Linked DNA regions of Homo sapiens: region 2 is linked to region 1. A link is a loop called in an ENCODE intact Hi-C map of the cell type or tissue named here. Cell type or tissue: endothelial cell of umbilical vein. All regions are shown on one strand. Each heading gives the region's core, and the rest is flanking DNA. Links, peaks and the distances in the headings are about the cores only. Region 1 holds the start of LOC124904916 (a long non-coding RNA gene). Region 2 overlaps CDH22 (cadherin 22).

Region 1 (8,323 bases), core at 261-8,260:
CCAACCATCCCTCCATTCATTCCTTTATGCCCTAAACACTAATTGAGTGCCTTCTCTGTGCTGGTCTGTGCTAGACTCTGGGGATAAAGTGGCAAGTGAGATAGAAGAGGTCTCGGTCAGGCATCTTATGAGGCTGATGTGATCTCCCCCATTTTACAGATGAAGACACTGAGGTCCAGAGAGGAAACTTGCCAAGCTTAGAGCTGCCAAGTATGGTTGTGCAGGTTGTGTCATGCACAAAGATACCAGGCCGAAGTGGGGAAGCAGGGGTGAATTCCAGCGAGCCTTCTGCTTGCCCAGCCACGTGTCCTAGACCAGGAAGTATCAAAGGGGGGCCTGTTTCTTATTTATACAAAGGTGACAATGAGCTAGTGATGCCGATGCCCTGCTCAAGGGTGTACAGCGACTCTGTCACAGAACTGAAATTTGAAACCAAATTGGGGATTCTCTCCCAGAGTTTAATTTTTTTTTTTTTTTTGAGACGGAGTCTTGCTCTGTCACCCAGGCTGGAGTGCAGTGGTGCGATCTCGGCTCACTGCAAGCTCCGCCTCCTGGGTTCATGCCATTCTCCTGCCTCAGACTCCTGAGTAGCTGGGACTACAGGCGCCCGCCACCACGCCCGGCTAATTTTTTGTATTTTTAGTAGAGACGGGGTTTCACCTTGTTAGCCAGGATGGTCTCAATCTCCTGACCTTGTGATCCGCCCGCCTCGGCCTCCCAAAGTGCTGGGATTACAGGTGTGAGCCACCATGCCCGGCCGCCAGAGTTCTTTTTAGCCTGACCGACAGCCCATCCAAAGTTGAACCAGCCAAATCCTCGATGCATGAAGCTTCAGGGTCCCCTTTGCCCCAGCCTGGCCCCATCAGATATCTGAGTCCAAAGGAGGTTGAAGGAGGCTCTTGAGCATCATCAGCTCAGCTGGAAAGAACTTTGGAGACCTCCTCCCATTCTACAGGTTGGAGGATAGAGGCCAGGAGAGGACCAGAGACATGACATAGCCTGGGCTTCTGATCCCTCGTCAGGGCTGGGCGAGAGGCCGGGCTGATGGGAGGATGCCAACTGCCTTCTTGTTGTTTCTCCTCCCTTCTTGGCTCAGAGCTGTCTCCTCTCTCCTCCCTCCATGCTGCTGCTGCTCCTCCTCCTCCTCTTCCTCCTTCTCCTTTGCCCTGTTTTTCTCTTTTGTTCTTTCCTCGAGGGGAAGGGAGGGGCTGGAATCTAAATGGAGGCAGCTGTTCCTAAGGCCATAGGGCGGGGGCAGCGGGGACCCGCCATTAACTAGCTAAAGACCTGGGGCTGGGGGTCAGTTTGGCTGGCTGAGCCCAGGTGTTTTTATTCCAGCTCAGGGAGCCAGAGAGTGAGTGGGAGGGAGGGAAGCAGGGAGGGGTGGGAGGAAGCAGTGTGTGGCAGGGACTGTGGCCTGGCAAACTTAGGGGTGGAGGGGTGGGGTGGGGGCGAAGCTTGTGCAGCTCACGTGTAGTGCTCGCATGGGTTGTGTATTTGGTCTGTGTTGTGGGTGGACAGTGTGTGTTTTGTGTGGCGTGAATATGTGAGTGGTGTTCCTGTGTGTGTGAGATTGTGCATTATAGTTGAGCAGTGGCTCAAGAGGCAGCAGCTCAGCCCTGGGTCTGGATCCAGGTCTGCATTGCCCCCAGGCAAGTCACTTCCATCTTTAATTCCCAGCAAAATAGAGATGATAATCCTACTTTGTAAGTTGTCGGGAGAATGAAACGCATGTAAGGTGCCTAGCTGAGTTCCAGGAAAATTACTCCATGAATGGGAACTATTGTCACTGTAATTATTATTCAGAGATGTCTGGCAGGGAGTACACAGGAGTCCCCCCAACCCAGTGTGTGGCTTGCATGCCTGGGGGCGGGGAGGTAAGATGTAGGGACACAGTAGTCTGAGAAGGACAGGAGGAAGCTGTGGGTCTAGAAGGTTCTGCTTAAATTTTGCAGTCCTACTTCTCATTTGGTGACAACAACCTGAAGGGCAGCAAGGGGAACTAGAACAGGTGAGGCTGGGGGAATAGGGAGAGAATATGAGTTTGTGGCAGCTCGTGTGTGTGTGCACCCACACATGCAAGGGAGGCCTGGGAATGGTGCTTAGGGGTGCAGATCTGATGCCCATCTGCCTAGGTTTGAAACCTAGATGTGTGACCTTGGGCAAGTCACCTAATCTCTCTGTTCTTCAGTTTCCTTCTCTTAAAAATGGAGATAGTAGGCCGGGCAGGGTGGCTCACACCTATAATCCCAGCACTTTGGGAGGCTGAGGCGGGAGGATCACGAGGTCAGGAGTTTGAGACCAGCCTGGCCAACGTGGTGAAACTCCGTCTCTACTAAAAATACAAAAAATTAGCTGGGTGTGGTGGCATGTGCCTGTAATCCCAGCTACTCATGAGGCTGAGGCAGGAGAATTGCATGAACCCGGGAGGCAGAGATTGCAGTGAGCCAAGATCGCGCCATTGCACTCTGGCTGGGGAGATAGTGTGAGACTCTGTCTCAAAAAAAAAAAAAAAAAAAAAAAAAGAGAGAGAGACAGAGATAGTAATACCTACCTCACAGGCTGGTTGTGAGGTTCGGACAAGTGACTACCAAGAAATCCTTAAGATGGTTCTTGGTGTACAGACTAGCTCTTACTTTTCTTTGTTGAGCAAGACTTTGTATCATGAGCTCTTCGAATCCTCAGATACTGTCATCACTCTCATTTTACAGAGGAGGAAACTGAGGCTCGGAGAAGCCAGGTATCTTGCCCTGGGTCACACAGGGCTAGTTAGTGGCAGAGCCAAGCTCCCATGTCTGTTCAGAGCCGGAGGTCTAACAGCATCCTCTTAAGGAGCCAGCCAGGTACACCTGCTAGCATTTCTGTGTTAGCAACAGCACAAAATGCTGCTGTTGTCAAGGTTAGGGTGGAGAAAATGGGGAGGGTGCTGCTTCCTGGCTGGGGTGCACGTGTGGTTTTCCTCTACATAAATATGTGCATATATAATGCATGCAGGCATAATAAATAGGGAAGGCTGCAGGCTTATGCACATACAGGCTTTCTGGTGTGCCTGTGTGTGAGTGCATGAACATACGAGCAGCTGACTGAATGATGCAGCTGCCGCCCAAGCTGCTCGTGTGTGTGTGTCGGGGTGTAGTTCGGGAGCCTCTTCCAAAACAAAGCAGCCTGCCTCCTGCTCCACTGTCCCAACCAAGGGATTCCTTTCTGCTCACTCCACCCTATCTGTGACTCTTTTCCCCCACTCCCTTTAGGCATATACAGAAAAGCCCACACATGATGCCTGGAAAATTGTATGTGGTTAACACTAGTTGCAGAATGAAAGGGAAAAAATGGGTGTGCAGACCACCAAGAAAAATGGTAATGACCATTTCTCGAGGGCCTGCTATATGCTAAGCACTTAATCCTTCTTCCAACCCTGAGAGCACCAGGCACAGAACTTGGTATGTGGTAGACATTTAATACCTATGAATGAGGCACATACTATTATGATGTCTATTTTAGAGATGGGGAAACCGAGGCTCAGAGGGGGTGCATTGACTTGCCCAAGACTCCACAACTGAGCTGGGATTTGAACCCAGGTCTCCTCTGATTTCAAAGCCCTTGCAGTTTCTGCTGCACCACACTGTGGAGTGCTGGGTGGAGAAAGGAAGTGTTCGCTTCCTCTGCTGCAGTGTGGACTAGCTGTTTTTGATGATCAAAGGAGACTCACAATGGGGCTAGGTAGGAACGTGGCTGGGCTGATAAATGGCCAGTCTATCTGCAAACCTGCCTAACTGAGAGGTGGGCCCATCTGAGCACTTTCCTGCCTCCTTCTCAAGCCTTCTAAGGCTTCCCACTGCCTAGAGGATAAAGTCCCACTTCTTCATGTGGCATTCAATGTCCTTCGCAGCCTGTCTCCAAGTGCTCCCTTGTCCCTTGTCGTGAGCTTGTCCAGCTGGTCTCGCTGCTCCTGAACTTAACCTCCTGGCTCCATGATTCTGTCCCTGCCATCTCTCCTCCCCATCACTCCAACCTGGGGCACACTCTCCCCATTCCAAGCCTTGTCCTCTTCGTCCCCTTGCAGGGGCCTTTTGGGGCAAACCTCTGTCACTCCCCTTCCTGGTGCATAAACTACTCACCCCTCCCTGGAGCTCCTCAAGCCCCTGCCTCAGCCCAAGCCCACTTGGACCTGGACCTGTCACTGGATTCGTTCACACGGGCCAAGCTTTCCCACTGGCCCATGTCTGAGGCCATCATCTCTGTGGCCAGTGCACAGGGGAGGACGCTGCACCAGTTTAGGAACTGCACTAACCACAAGGAGAGTAAGAAGCAGGAGTGAAATGGCCAAAGGCTGGATTCAGGAAGTGGTGAGTCATGGGTCAAACCCCGGTGCTTCCCCTTTTGAGCTGGGTGGCTTTGGGAAGTCATTTCCCCTCTCTGACTCTCAGTTTCTTCGTCTGTCAAATGAGTACAATACCCTCTGAAGGGTAAATGTAGTAACATGAGGCACCTTCTACTATCTCCAGTGCAGATGCTAAGAAAAAATCTCTCTGTACTGTCTGCTTTCCTATAATTTCCAGGCACTCACTGTGCCCTGCAAACCATGCTAGGCAAAGTCTCCCAGGATGCCACCTCATGTCTTCATTTCCAGGGACACGCCAAGCTTGTTCCTGCCTCAGGGCCATTCTGCTTGCTGTTCCCTCTACCTGGAATGCTTTTCCTCACATTTTTGCATGGATGGCTCCCCATCATTCTGATCTCAGCTCATGTGTCACATCCCTGACCACTCAATTCAAAGTGGCCCTCTGTGGCCCCAATCCCTCCTTATCCTATCACTCTATTTTCTTCATAGTGCTTTCAGCAGTTATTCCATTTAACCATTTGCTGTCTGTCTCTCTGCAGGAGAAGGCAAACTCCACGTGGGCAGGGATCCTGTTTTATCATCTCTGCTTCCTCACTGCACAGAACAGTGCCGGGCACAACTCAATGCGGAGTTGCTGCCTAAGCCTGTGACCCTGAGAACGCAGGTGCTGCCAGAATGGAACCCTTAGAGCGAGCTGGACTCTGGCAGCACACATGGCCTGTGAGGACCCCTTCTCTGTCTCCCACAGACCCTCAATGGCCTCCCATTTCCATTTTTGTACCCCACAGTCTGGGAGCTCCACCCCAGTTCTGTCCTTGGCTGAGTCATCTTGGTGTCCCCAGGCCTGGCTCAGGGCCTGGCATGGAGGAGGAGCTGGGTAAATGTTTGTGGTGTTAAATTGGACCAGTCTCCAGCTCCTCACTGCCTCCACATCTGAGGAGCCCCAGGGAAGGGGCCGGCAAAGAGAGATGAAAGAAGGTGAGAAGCAGGTTTCAAAGTTGGCCCTTTCAGTGCAGATAAAAGCAGGAGGGAAGGGAGCCAAAGCGGGGAGGAGGAAGAGGACTGAGAGGGGGTGTGGAGAGTGGAATTGGAGAGGAGGGGAGCTGGCAGATGGGAGGACTGACCTGGGGCCAAGGACTCGCCTCCCGCTCCGTGTTCTTACCTCCCTGGGAGAGCCTGCAGAATCCTCCTCCCCTCCCTGGGCCTCAACTCCCAGACAAACAGAGGTGACAGTGCCCTTCCTGGAGAGGTCTGGGCCCAGGCCAGAGGCCAAGGGGGTTGTTCAGAGACTATGCCACCAGCCCGGGTGGAAGGGAGTGGAGGAGTTCAGAGGCAGTGACAGGATGGCATTGGCAGCGAGTGTAGTGAAAGTAGCGTGGGCATTCTCGGCTTCAGGACAGAGTCTGAGCTCCTCAGCCTGCCTCTGAGGCCCTGTTAGACTTCACTTTTGTGCCTCATCTTTCCCGGCCCCCTGTAGCGATCACAGTCTGCTCTTCTTCAGGCACACCAACCACTCCTCTGCCTGTATACCTCTGCACAAGCTGTTCGTCTGTCTGGAATGTGCCTCTCCTGATATTTACACCATACCCAGATACCTAGGTCAGGTCAATTCCTGCCTCCTTCAGAAGTCTTCCCAGACTCCTGGGGCTATCTCCCAGTCTGAGAATCCATGAACAGTTAAGCAGGATAGCATCTGTGTGTCTCACTTAGGGCTGCCATGTAAGGTTGAACAGGCTGTGCACTGCACAATCCTGATAGAGCCATTCAGACAGACAATGACGGAACGTTGCCCTCTGGAGTTGCACAATGCAGAGGTCCTCAAATAAACTTTCCCTCCCCCTCTCCTCAATGCCCAGCACAGGGCTAGGCTCATAGTCAGCTCAGGGGTTACTCATTGAATAGGTACAGGGGTTTTGGGAATGAATCAGGGAGCCCCAGTGCCTCCTTCCCATCCCTCTAACACTGGCCATCCCCCCAGCCCCTAACCTCCTCCTCTGGATCAGTTTCTTCTACAGCCTTTCTTCCCTCTTCTATCTGAACATCTTCCAGCCTAGGCTACTGTCAGAGACTCCCCAATACTTACAGCTCCCAGACCCTTCCAGGGACCCCAGCTGCCCCATCCCTGCTCTGCCTCTGGCTTGCCTGTGTCTGTGTCTATTTCTTCCCTTTTCTGGTTTCCTCTCCAAGGTGCCCTTCTGTTTCCACATTGCCAGGTCAGTCCCTCCTGTCCTCTTTTTATGGGCTTTTCTTTCTCTCCAGTCTCTTCCTCTCATTGTTGGTCTCTCTACATCTCTGTGAGTCTGTTTTTCTGCCTCTTTTTTCAGTCTTTATTTTTATTTTTTAGTTTATTTTAATTAATTAATTAATTTATTTATTTTGAGACAGTTTTGCTCTCGTTGCCCAGGCTAGAGTGCAATGGTGCAATCTCGGCTCACTGCAACCCCTGCCTCCGGGTTCAAGCGATTCTCCTGCCTCAGCCTCCAGAGTAGCTGTGACTACAGGTGTGCGCTACCACACCCGGCTAATTTTGTATTTTTAGTAGAGACGGGGTTTCACCATGTTGGTCAGGCTGGTCTCAAACTCCTGACCTCGGGTGATCTGCCCGCCTCGGCCTCCCAAAGTGCTGGGATTACAGGCATGAGCCACCACACCCGGCCTCTATTTTTACATATCATTAATTCACCACATATTCAGCACGTGTCCACTGAGTGCTGAGGCCTGGGCTAGGCCCTATGGGTATAGTGGTGAACAAATAGACGTAAATCCCTACCCTCAGACAGCTTACCTTTCAGTAGGAGAGACAAAAAAGGTAATCAGAAAAGCAGGTAGCATGTCAGATGGTGATGAAAGGTAATAAGGAAGCAGCAGAGGAAGACAGGGGATAGGAAGAGTCAGGGCTAAGGGTTGGGGTGGAGTTGAAATTTTAGGAAGAGTGGCCAGAGAAGGTCTCACTGAGAAGATGACTTTTGAGCAAAGACCTGGAGGAAGTGAGAGAGCGAACTATGGGGGCTATTAGGGCGAGAACGTTCTAGGCCGAGGGATCCGCTGTAGCACAGGCCCAGAGTGCAGATGAGCGTGGTGTGTTTGCAAGGCTGTGAGGGGGCCAGTGTGGTTGCAGCAGAGTGGACTGGAAAGGAGAGGGAGGTGTGGTCTGAGAGGTTCAGGGAGGCCAGAGCTGTCATTGTAAGGGCTTGGGCTTTTATTCTGAGCCTAGTAGGTGTCTTTGGAGGGCTTGGGCAGAGCAGGGCCAGGCTCTAGTTCACATTTGAGCAGGATCAGGCTGGCTCCTGCAACAATTCTAGGTTAAAGAGGGGTGAGGACAGAATCAGGGACACCAGCAAGGAGGCAACTGCAATACTCCAGGCAAGAGAAAACGGTGGTCGGGACCAAGGTGGTAGCAGCAGAGGTGGTGAGAAGTGGTCAGATTCTGGATCCATTTTTAAGGTAGAGACAGCAGAATTCGCTAATGGATTGAAGGGAGGCATGAGAGAATGAGAGGAGGCAAGGATGCCTCCAACGTTTTTAACCTAAACAACTGGAAGGATAGAGCTGTCATTCCCAAGATGGAGATAACGGCAGGCAAACTGGTGGGTTTTTTTTTTCTTTTGATGGAGAGACCAGGAACCCAGTTCTGAACTTAAGTTTGAGGTGTCTAGCGGAACACCAAGGGAGATGATGAGAGGGAAGGGGGTGCAGGGAGAAGACTGGGGGAGTCCTGGGCACAGGGATGGCCCAGTCGAGAGATCAGGGAGCCAGTGTGGCTGCAGCCAGCAGCGCGGAGACCCCGCCAGTGCAGTGCCCGCCTCTGTGTCTGTCCCTCCTGGTTCTCTCCCTTATTGGCCTGGCTCGCCTGCCTGTCTCATTGACTGTTCTCACATCTGCTTCCTTGGCTCTTTGGCTCCGTGCCTGTTTCTCTCCACCCGTGCGCCTCTCTCCGCGCCTCCCTCCCCCACGCAGCCCCTTCCTTCGGCCCTGCCCGCC
Region 2 (8,323 bases), core at 279-8,278, 51 kb after region 1:
GCTCAATCCCCACTTCTCCTTCTCCTGATCCCAGTTCAGCTCAGTTCAACAGCTCAGTTCCACCAAGCTTCAACTTTGTGCCAGGTTTGGCCAGTTGCCAGGGGCAAGGTAAATAAGCTCACAGTTTAGTGGGGTGGAAGGTGAAACCCTTCTTATAACAACCTAAATGCTAGGTGGCATATGATCGGGGCTATAAAAGTGTCTGTGTGGACAACCTGAGACCTGTGGGGCTCAGGGAAGGGACTGAGCTCGGGTGTTTGGAAAGGGAAAGTAGGCGGGAGACAATCAGGGTTACTTCTTGGAGGAGGCGGCATCTGAGCAGATGGGAAGAAAGGGATGGGCATTTCAGGCAGAGGAGTGTGCATGGTGGCTGAGTGGTCTGGCCAGTTTGGGGAGTTAGATTGTGAGCAGGGGTGTGTGTTTGGGCAGATGGTGTGTAGTGGGTTGGGGTGGGAGGCTGACCTGGCCCTAGCCAGATCTTCCTGAGAACAAAGAAAGTGGCCTAACTCTAGGGAGGAAGAAACGCAGACCACCTTCTTTAACCCAGCATCACAGTGGGCAATGCCCTTCCCTTTAACTCACGGGAATCACAACTCTGAAAATTGTCTTATGCCTATTTTGCAGATGCCTAATTCCCCAGTGCTTTTTTTTCTAGCATCTCCTCCGGAAAATCTTTATGGAAGGAGTTTCAGGGTGGGGAGTCATTGCTGGAAGGTGAGGGTGACGGTGAAGGGGTTAAGCTGTAGTTCTGGGCAATGAGAGTGGGAAAACGTCCACACTCCATAGGGAGGGATGGAGGGAGGGGTCTGGAACACGCTGTTCCCTCTTTCCCTATAGGTCCAAGCCTGAACTCATGGGGTCAGGAGGACCCATGATCCTGTGGTGAACATACCCTGCCTGGTATGACTTCTATGGGCCTGGGCACGAGGCTTCCCAACCCTGGCAGCCCTGCTCCGCAAGCCCTGCTCTGTGCTGCCACCTCCAGGGATCCGGCTTTGATTCCCTGCATTATGACCTGGGCTGGTCGTAATGAGACTGGAGTTATGGGTGAGGAGGAGGTGCAGCTCCAAAGCCTTCATTTCCTGGAGCGTATGGCTTCCCTGCGTGCCCCATGGGAACTGTTCCCCCAACTCCAACAAGCAGCTCCAGGGCCCATCACAGCCCTGCAGGGATGCAGAGGAGGGGAGAGGCTGAAGGGAGAGAGAATTTGGAGGGAGGCTGCTGTCACTTCTGGAGAGGGCTGTGGAGGTCGATGGAGTGGCATGTCAAGGGGAGATCTGCCAGTGTTCACGGGCACCAAGCTGTTGCTCTCCTTCCCTCCTTTCCTTTATTTCTTTGTTTCTAACACCTTTGACAAGGATGGGAGGCAAGAGATCCATTCATTCAGTCACCAAACATGAGGGTCTGCTACAAGCAGGGAGACAGAACAGCGTTTTATCCTTTCACTCATTCATTTATTGAACATACGTTAACAATCGCTTTCTGTTTAAGACAGCAAGATGCAATCAGTTATTCAGCGATCTATCAGCAAAGAGATGCATTTCTTCTTGTTATTCCTTCACTCTTTCCACAAATGTTTACCAGCACCTCTCTTATGCCAGTCCATGTGCTGGGCACTGGGGACATAGCAATAAAAAAATGAAGTACTGGCCGAGTGAGGTGGCTTGTGCCTGTAATCCCAGCATTTTGGGAGGCCGAGGCAGGTGGATCACTTTAGGTCAGGAGTTCGAGACCAGCCAGGTAAACATAGTGAAACCCCATCTCTACTAAAAATACAAAAATTAGCCAGGCATGGTGGTGGGTGCCTGTAATCCCAGCTACTCAGGAGGCTCAGACAGGAAAATCACTTGAACCTGGGAGGTGGAGGTTGTAGTGAGCCAAGACCATGCCACTGCCCTCTAGCCTGGGTGACAAAGTGAAATTCCATCTCAAAAAAAAAAAAAAAAAAAAAATTGAAGTCCTGGCCCTCATGGAACTGACTTTCTGGTGGGGGACACAGATAATAGAGGAATTAATCTACAGTATAATTTCAGGGAGTGGTAAACATTGAGAAGAAAAGTAAAGAAGGACGAAGTGGAGGGAGAATGATGGAAGGAATGGAGTGAGTGCGTTGTTAAAGATATGGTATCAGGGAGGGAGGGCCTCTCAGAGGAGGTGGCATTGGGCTGAGTCTGGAAGGATGAGAAGGAGCTGTGCACAAAATAGTTCCACACAGAGGGAACAGCATGCAAAGGTCCAGAGGTTGGAATGAGCTGAGATGGCATTTGCAGCTAAAGTGCAGGATGCATCTGGACATGTGGAATTTGGGGTGTTGGGGAGGAGAAGGCACGCTTGTTGTAGAAGGGCTGTCCAAGGCAAAGGCCTGGAGTCAGATCCCAACTTTATATATTTTTAAAATTTTATTTATTTATTTTTGAGACGGAATTTCTTTCTGTCACCCAGGCTGGAGTGCAGTGGCGTGATTTCGGCTCCCTGCAACCTCCGCCTCCCCGGCTCAAGCAGTTCTCCTGCCTCAGCCTCCAAAGTAGCTGGGATTACAGGTGCATGTCACCACACCTGGCTAATTTTTTAATTTTTAGTACAGATGGGGTTTCACAGGCTGTTCTTGAACTCCTGACCTCAGGTGATCCACCCACCTCGGCCTCCCAAAGTGCTGGGATTACAGATGTGAGCCACCGTGCCTGGCCAAGATCCCCACTTTACAGAGGGGGAAAGTAGAGCCCAGGAGGACTCTACCAAGCATACATCATGACAAAGCAGTGCCTCAAACGTGGGACTTGGACTCCTCAGGCATAAGGCATCTTTGGGGAATGGGAAAAAATGCACCTCTAGGTGAATGCAACCCAGTGTCGGAGTCACAACTGGCAGGGCAAGCCTGCCCCGCCTTGTGAGGGCACAATCTGTACTACTGTTTGAGGGTGGAGCCCTGGCCCTCCCATCCTCACCTCTCCCTCCCCTTCCTGGCCCTTCATACCTCAGCCTACAGGTCCTCCCTCAGGCATCTTGGCTAGGTGCCCTGGCAGCCTGCCAACTCTTCACTGCTCTGCACAGCCCTGCTAGGGCTGCCACAGACATGTCGGCCTCCTCCCTCCCTTCCTCCCTTCTTCCTTTTCCTGCTCCAGCTGCTTTTCCTGAATGGATGGTGACTACAGAACCCTGTCCTGGCATTCAAAATTGGTCCAGGGAGGCAGCTGTGGAGTCCTGCAGCTGCATTCAGCTCTCCTGGGACCGCCTCCCATGAGACCTGGGGCACGTTGGTGGCCTTCCCTGGTCCTCAGGTCTCAGCCTACTGCACAGAGCTGTTTAATCCCAAATGGGATTAAAAACTGAGCCCAGGCCTGGCTCAATAAATGTTGGCTCTGCCCTGTCCACACTTCAGCCTCACCTCCTATAATCTGTCCGTCTGCCCATGGGCCTACATATATGCCTATGGCTTCTGTGTGCGTGCGAACATGTGTCTGCAGTCACATATGTGACTGAGTGTGCATGACGATCTGATATGCATTCCTTCATTTCACAAATATTTATGAGTTTCCACTCTGTGTTGTTCTAGGCACAGCAAAAAGAAACAGGTAGAGTCCTTGCCAGGTGGGGGCACAGACAATAAACAAATAACGTGTCAGACAATGGCAAGTGCAGTGGAGAGAGCAAAGCAGAGTAAGGGGCAGGAAGTTCTGGGGATGGCGGGATTTGCTGTTTATCCATCTATCATCGTTATTACAAATACTCATTTAAACAGGGTAGCCAGGGAAGGCCTTGTCATTAAGATGAGATTTAAACAGAGATCTGAAGTGAGGGACAGAGGGGTTGTGCACAAAGCTGGGAGAAGAGGGTTTCAAGCTGAGGCAACAGCAGGTGCAAAGTCCCTGAGGTCAGCAGCATGTGTCTAGTGGGAAGGAGGAACATCGGGGGTCTCGTGTTGCTGAAGTGGAGTGAGTGCAGGGGAAGCAGCAGCAGATGAGGTCAGAGAGTGTGGGGGTGGAGTCAGAGCCTACAGGCTCTCTTGGGATTTTTCTGTGAGTGAGATGAGACCCCTAAGAGGGTTTGAGCAGAAGAGTGACATGATCTGACTTATGTTTTAAAAGATCATTCCGGGCTGGGTGCAGTGGTTCATGCCTGTAATCTCAGCAGTTTGGGAGGCTGAGGCAGGAAGATTCCTTGAGGCCAGGGGTTCAAGAGCAGCCTGGGCAACATATCAAGATCCTGTCTCTACAAAAAACTATTTAAAAAAATTAGCCAGGAATGGTGGCATGTGCCTGTAGTCCCAGCTACTTGGGAGACTGAGGCAGAAGGATTGCTTGAGCCCAGGACTTCAAGGCTGCAGTGAGCTATGATCACACCATTAACACTCCAGTCTAGGTGACAGAGTGAGACCCTGTCTCTAAAAGAAAAAAAAAAAAAGGCCAGGCATGGTGGCTCATACCTGTAATCCTAGCACTTTGGGAGGCTGAGGCAGCTGGATCATTTGAGCCCAGGAGTTCAAGACCAGCCTGGGGAACATGGCAAAACCCTGTCTCTACAAAAAAATAGAAAAATTAGCTGGGTGTGCTGGCATGTGCCTGTAGTCCCAGCTACTCAGGAGTCTGAGGTGGAAAAGGATCACCTGAGCTTGGGGAGGTCGAGGCTGCAATGAGACATGATCACACCAGCCTGGGTGACAGTGAGGCCTTGTCTCAAGAAAAAAAAAAAAAATCATGCTGGCTATTGTGTTAAGATAGTCAGAAGCTGGGGTTGGGAGGAGCCTATGGCAATATTTCAATAATTCGGCAGAGGACTAGTCAGGGGCTTTGATCAAGGGGGAGCAGCGGAGATGCTGAAAAGTGAGGCTGGGCCACAGAATATGTTGATGGGTCAGAAATGGGGTTCAAGGGAAGACAGCAACTGAGTGTGACCATGCCCTCAGCCTGGGCAGCGGCAATGATGGCGTTTCCTTTCATTCAGAGCTGAAGACGGCAGGAAGAGCAGATTTGGGGGGTGATCAGGAACTGACCTTGATGTGTTACAATCAGTTTTTGGACAGGTTAAACCCCGAAAGCCTGTTAGGCATAAAGCAGAGATACGGAGCAGGCTCCTGTACCTATGGCTAGGAGTTCAGGGGTGAGGTCCTGCTGCAGGTAGCAATTTGGGAATTTGAGTGGCATGTAAAGCTGAGACTGGGTGAGAGCACCAGGGAGTGACTGTTGATGGAGAAGAGATCTGGGGACTAAATGCTGGGGGACCACAGCTACAGTGATCCAGGAGATGAGGAGGAAACAGCAAGAGACTGACAGAGAGAAGGGGAGGAAAAGGGAGATATCCTGGGAGCCAACAGAAGAAAGTGCTGTAGGGAGGGAGTGGTGAACTGTGCCGAATGCTGCCATTGAGGGGTAAGTGTCTGTCCAACTTTGCCTGGGACAGCTCCACGGCATAACTGTTAATAATGTTCCCCCAGTTTGGATGATAAATCATGTGATCCTACTGATAGGTCAGATGTGGACTTTGACTTGACCATTGGAGTTAGTGGGGCGGAGGTCATTAGTGACCTTGCTGGCAGTGACTTGGTGGAGTAGTGGGTGCACACACATGACTGGAACAGGTTCAAGAGAACTGGGAGGAGGGAAGGTGGGGACATGTGTGGGTGGGCGATGGTCCCTCTTGGGATTTGTGAAGGTTCATTTGCCTGTTGCCCCCACCCCCCAACCGCATCCCAGTAGAGATGGCTCAAGACTGAGGCTCAGGACACAAATCAGCATCCACACAATGCCACCAGGGCAGCTTCAGCTGTGTGGGGAGGGCCAGAAGAGCCTCCTTCTCCCTGCACCCCCTCCTCTACTCTTCCCATCTCTCCTGCCGCAGGGCCCGGCCAGACTCATCCCCATGTGCCCAGACTGTGACGGAGCCAACACCATTTGCCTGGGACCCCTGTGGGCCCTAAGCCCCCTAGCAGGACAGGTGAGTCTCTGTCCTTGCCCAGGCTCCTGTGACCTGGCAGATCCTTGCTGCTCCTGCCTAGGGCTGGGTTTCTCTAGTGGGTATGGGAAGAGGAGAGCAGCCCCAACCCTGGGTGTGCCCCCTGCCTCCCAGCTCCCCAGCAGCCTCGGGAAGAGTCCCATAGCTCCAGTTTCTGGCAGTCACCGAGCACCTGCTGTGCTCTGGGTCCTGTTGAGGCTCTGTCACTCTGTGGGACACACACAGGAGGCAGGCACGATGTGAGAAATATTCACAACTTGAGGCAGCATAGACACCAACCACACTGACTGCAGGGTCCCAGGGGCCAAGAAGAGGGGAGGTCCAGGAGATCCCTGTGGTAGGGGCTAGGGTGACAGGGTTGGGTGGTCTTCAGGGGGTTTGGGACAGCGGCTATTTACCAATAGCGATGAAGCATTTCCATACACATTACAGCCACACTACGTGTACTTGACTCTTCTCTGCCTTGGAAATAGGCCAGATGTGGTCCCTGTTCTTAAGGCAGTCACAGCCTAGGGTAGAGACATCCATTCCTTAATTCATTCCACAAACTCTTACAGAACATTCCCTAATGAGCCAGACAGACCGTTAGGTACTCTTGAGATGATGGAAACCTAAAGACATAATTCTCCCAAAGAGCTCACCATCTAGAGGGTGGCAACAGCCATTCAGCATTTACAGTGCACCTCACATGTACCATTTTCTCATTTATCCATTCAATGAACACTTATTGAACTACTAGGTACCAAGTTCTGTGCTGGGTCCCTGGCAAGTTTCACAAATAAGCCTTAACAGGTTTGTGGCCAAATTACCAGATTCTAATGAGAGAAATCCCTGGCAGTTGCTCATTTATCAGTGAACCAAAATCTAGTGAAGACCTACTATGTGCCACACCACCTGTAAGTGCTCTGCAAATTAAATGCACATGCTCGCAGATGAGCAGGAGAGACCAATATTTTTTAAACCCAAACAAAAAAATCCCACAACAAAAAATAAAACCTGGAAAATGGAAAGTGTAGGAAACTCATGCAAGATGTGAAGGCTCAGAGGAAGAGCTCCTATCTCCTTGAGTAACCATGGAGGGCTGCCTGGAGGAGGGGGGCATTGGAGCTGATCCTTGAAAGGTGAGGAGGATTTGAACACAGGGAGATGAAGTAGGAAATTACTGGAAGAACAAGCATGAGCAGAGGAAACCTAGGACATGAATGGGATACAGTGAATAGTGTAGTCTGGCTGGGTTTTATGGTGTATAAAAAGAGTGATGGTTGGCACCAAAGTTATCAAAAGAAAAAAGAACAAAAATGAAATGAGAAAAAAAAGAGTTATGGGAAATACAAAGGACATGGCTGGCTGCAAACAGCCAATTCATCCCCCATCCTTCTTTCTTGTTTCTATTTCATTTCAACATTTGCCTTCAGCTTGGCCATGTGCTCAGCCCCTCCTCTGTTAATAGTGACTAGTCTAAACCAATAGGAGCCAGACTCCTCTCCCTACCAGTAATTGATTTAGAAAGTATTATGTGACACAATTCTGGTCAGTGAAATATAAAAATATATCTTCTGTGAGCTTCTGGGAAATTTTTATTATTCTTAAAAAAGAGATGCCTTAAGGAGGACCTTTTTGTTTTCTGCATGTGGAAATAGGTGATGGCTGGTACAATAGCAGCCACTTTTGGTTGATGAAGGGAACAACACCAAGAGGCCAAAGAGGCCTACTAAGAAAAGACAGAACAATCTGTGTCCTTGGAGATGTTGTGGAACTACTGAATTAAGCCACTCTAGGTCTTGAATCCACTTCCAGCCTCTACTTCCTCCAGACTCTCTTTCTCTTTTCTCTGAACTCCCTCAGGCCTGTCTGGCTGGGTCTCCCTTTGGGGTTTGCTGTCAGCTGCATGGCAAACTTCCGAAGGACAAAGACCTCACCTACTCCTTCTTCCATCCCTTTCCCCGTTCCCACACACATACCTGGCAGAGCTAAGTACAGAACTGGGGCCTGGGAGGGACTCAGGAGAGGCTTGCTCCAGACAGACTTCAGAGGCTGGTTGGGTAATATGACCTTCCCTCTCACTGGGGAGTTGCCAGCTGTGGGCATCACTGCTGCTGCTTGCACTTCCGGAGTCTGGCTGGATGGCCAGCATGTCCTTTCTTGATTTCTCAATGCTCTGGCAACATCACTGCCAAGGCTGTATGACTGCCAGCTTGGTGGCTCCAGGCTCTCCCTTGTCATCTGGCTTTCCCCTGTCATCTGGCTTTCCGCCTATGGACAGGGGAAGGTATTCTTATCCTACCTGTCATGGGATTTCTGTCCTCTCACTCTGCCAAGACCAAGAAGTGGGGCTGCACAGAGCGACCCCCAGACAGAACAAAGTAGAACAGAT

Evidence for each region. Peaks named below come from ENCODE experiments on the same cell type or tissue, not always from the same donor. Only the 100,000 strongest peaks of a DNase experiment are listed, where the experiment ranks them.
Region 2: it touches region 1 in a loop (2.1-fold over the local background); 5 of 110 quality-filtered maps call a loop at or near these places.

What each region holds. Positions count from the first base shown.
Region 1 is chr20:46,201,894-46,210,216 of GRCh38, forward strand. All of the region lies in intron 7 of CDH22 (cadherin 22), which reads right to left. LOC124904916 (a long non-coding RNA gene) reads left to right here and starts at 2,968. Exons shown (of 3, transcript XR_007067611.1): 1 at 2,968-4,346; 2 at 4,882-5,320. RefSeq lists an enhancer at 4,217-4,296 and a silencer at 6,057-6,351. In endothelial cell of umbilical vein, for the core only: no CTCF peak of the experiment used is centred there; a DNase peak (open chromatin) is centred at 4,348; H3K27me3 peaks cover 312 bases.
Region 2 is chr20:46,252,625-46,260,947 of GRCh38, forward strand. The region is part of intron 1 of CDH22 (cadherin 22); the gene reads right to left. Among named protein-coding and RNA genes, the nearest start is that of CDH22, 52 kb to the right of the region's middle. RefSeq lists an enhancer at 5,473-5,973. In endothelial cell of umbilical vein, for the core only: no CTCF peak of the experiment used is centred there; no DNase peak of the experiment used is centred there; H3K27me3 peaks cover 282 bases.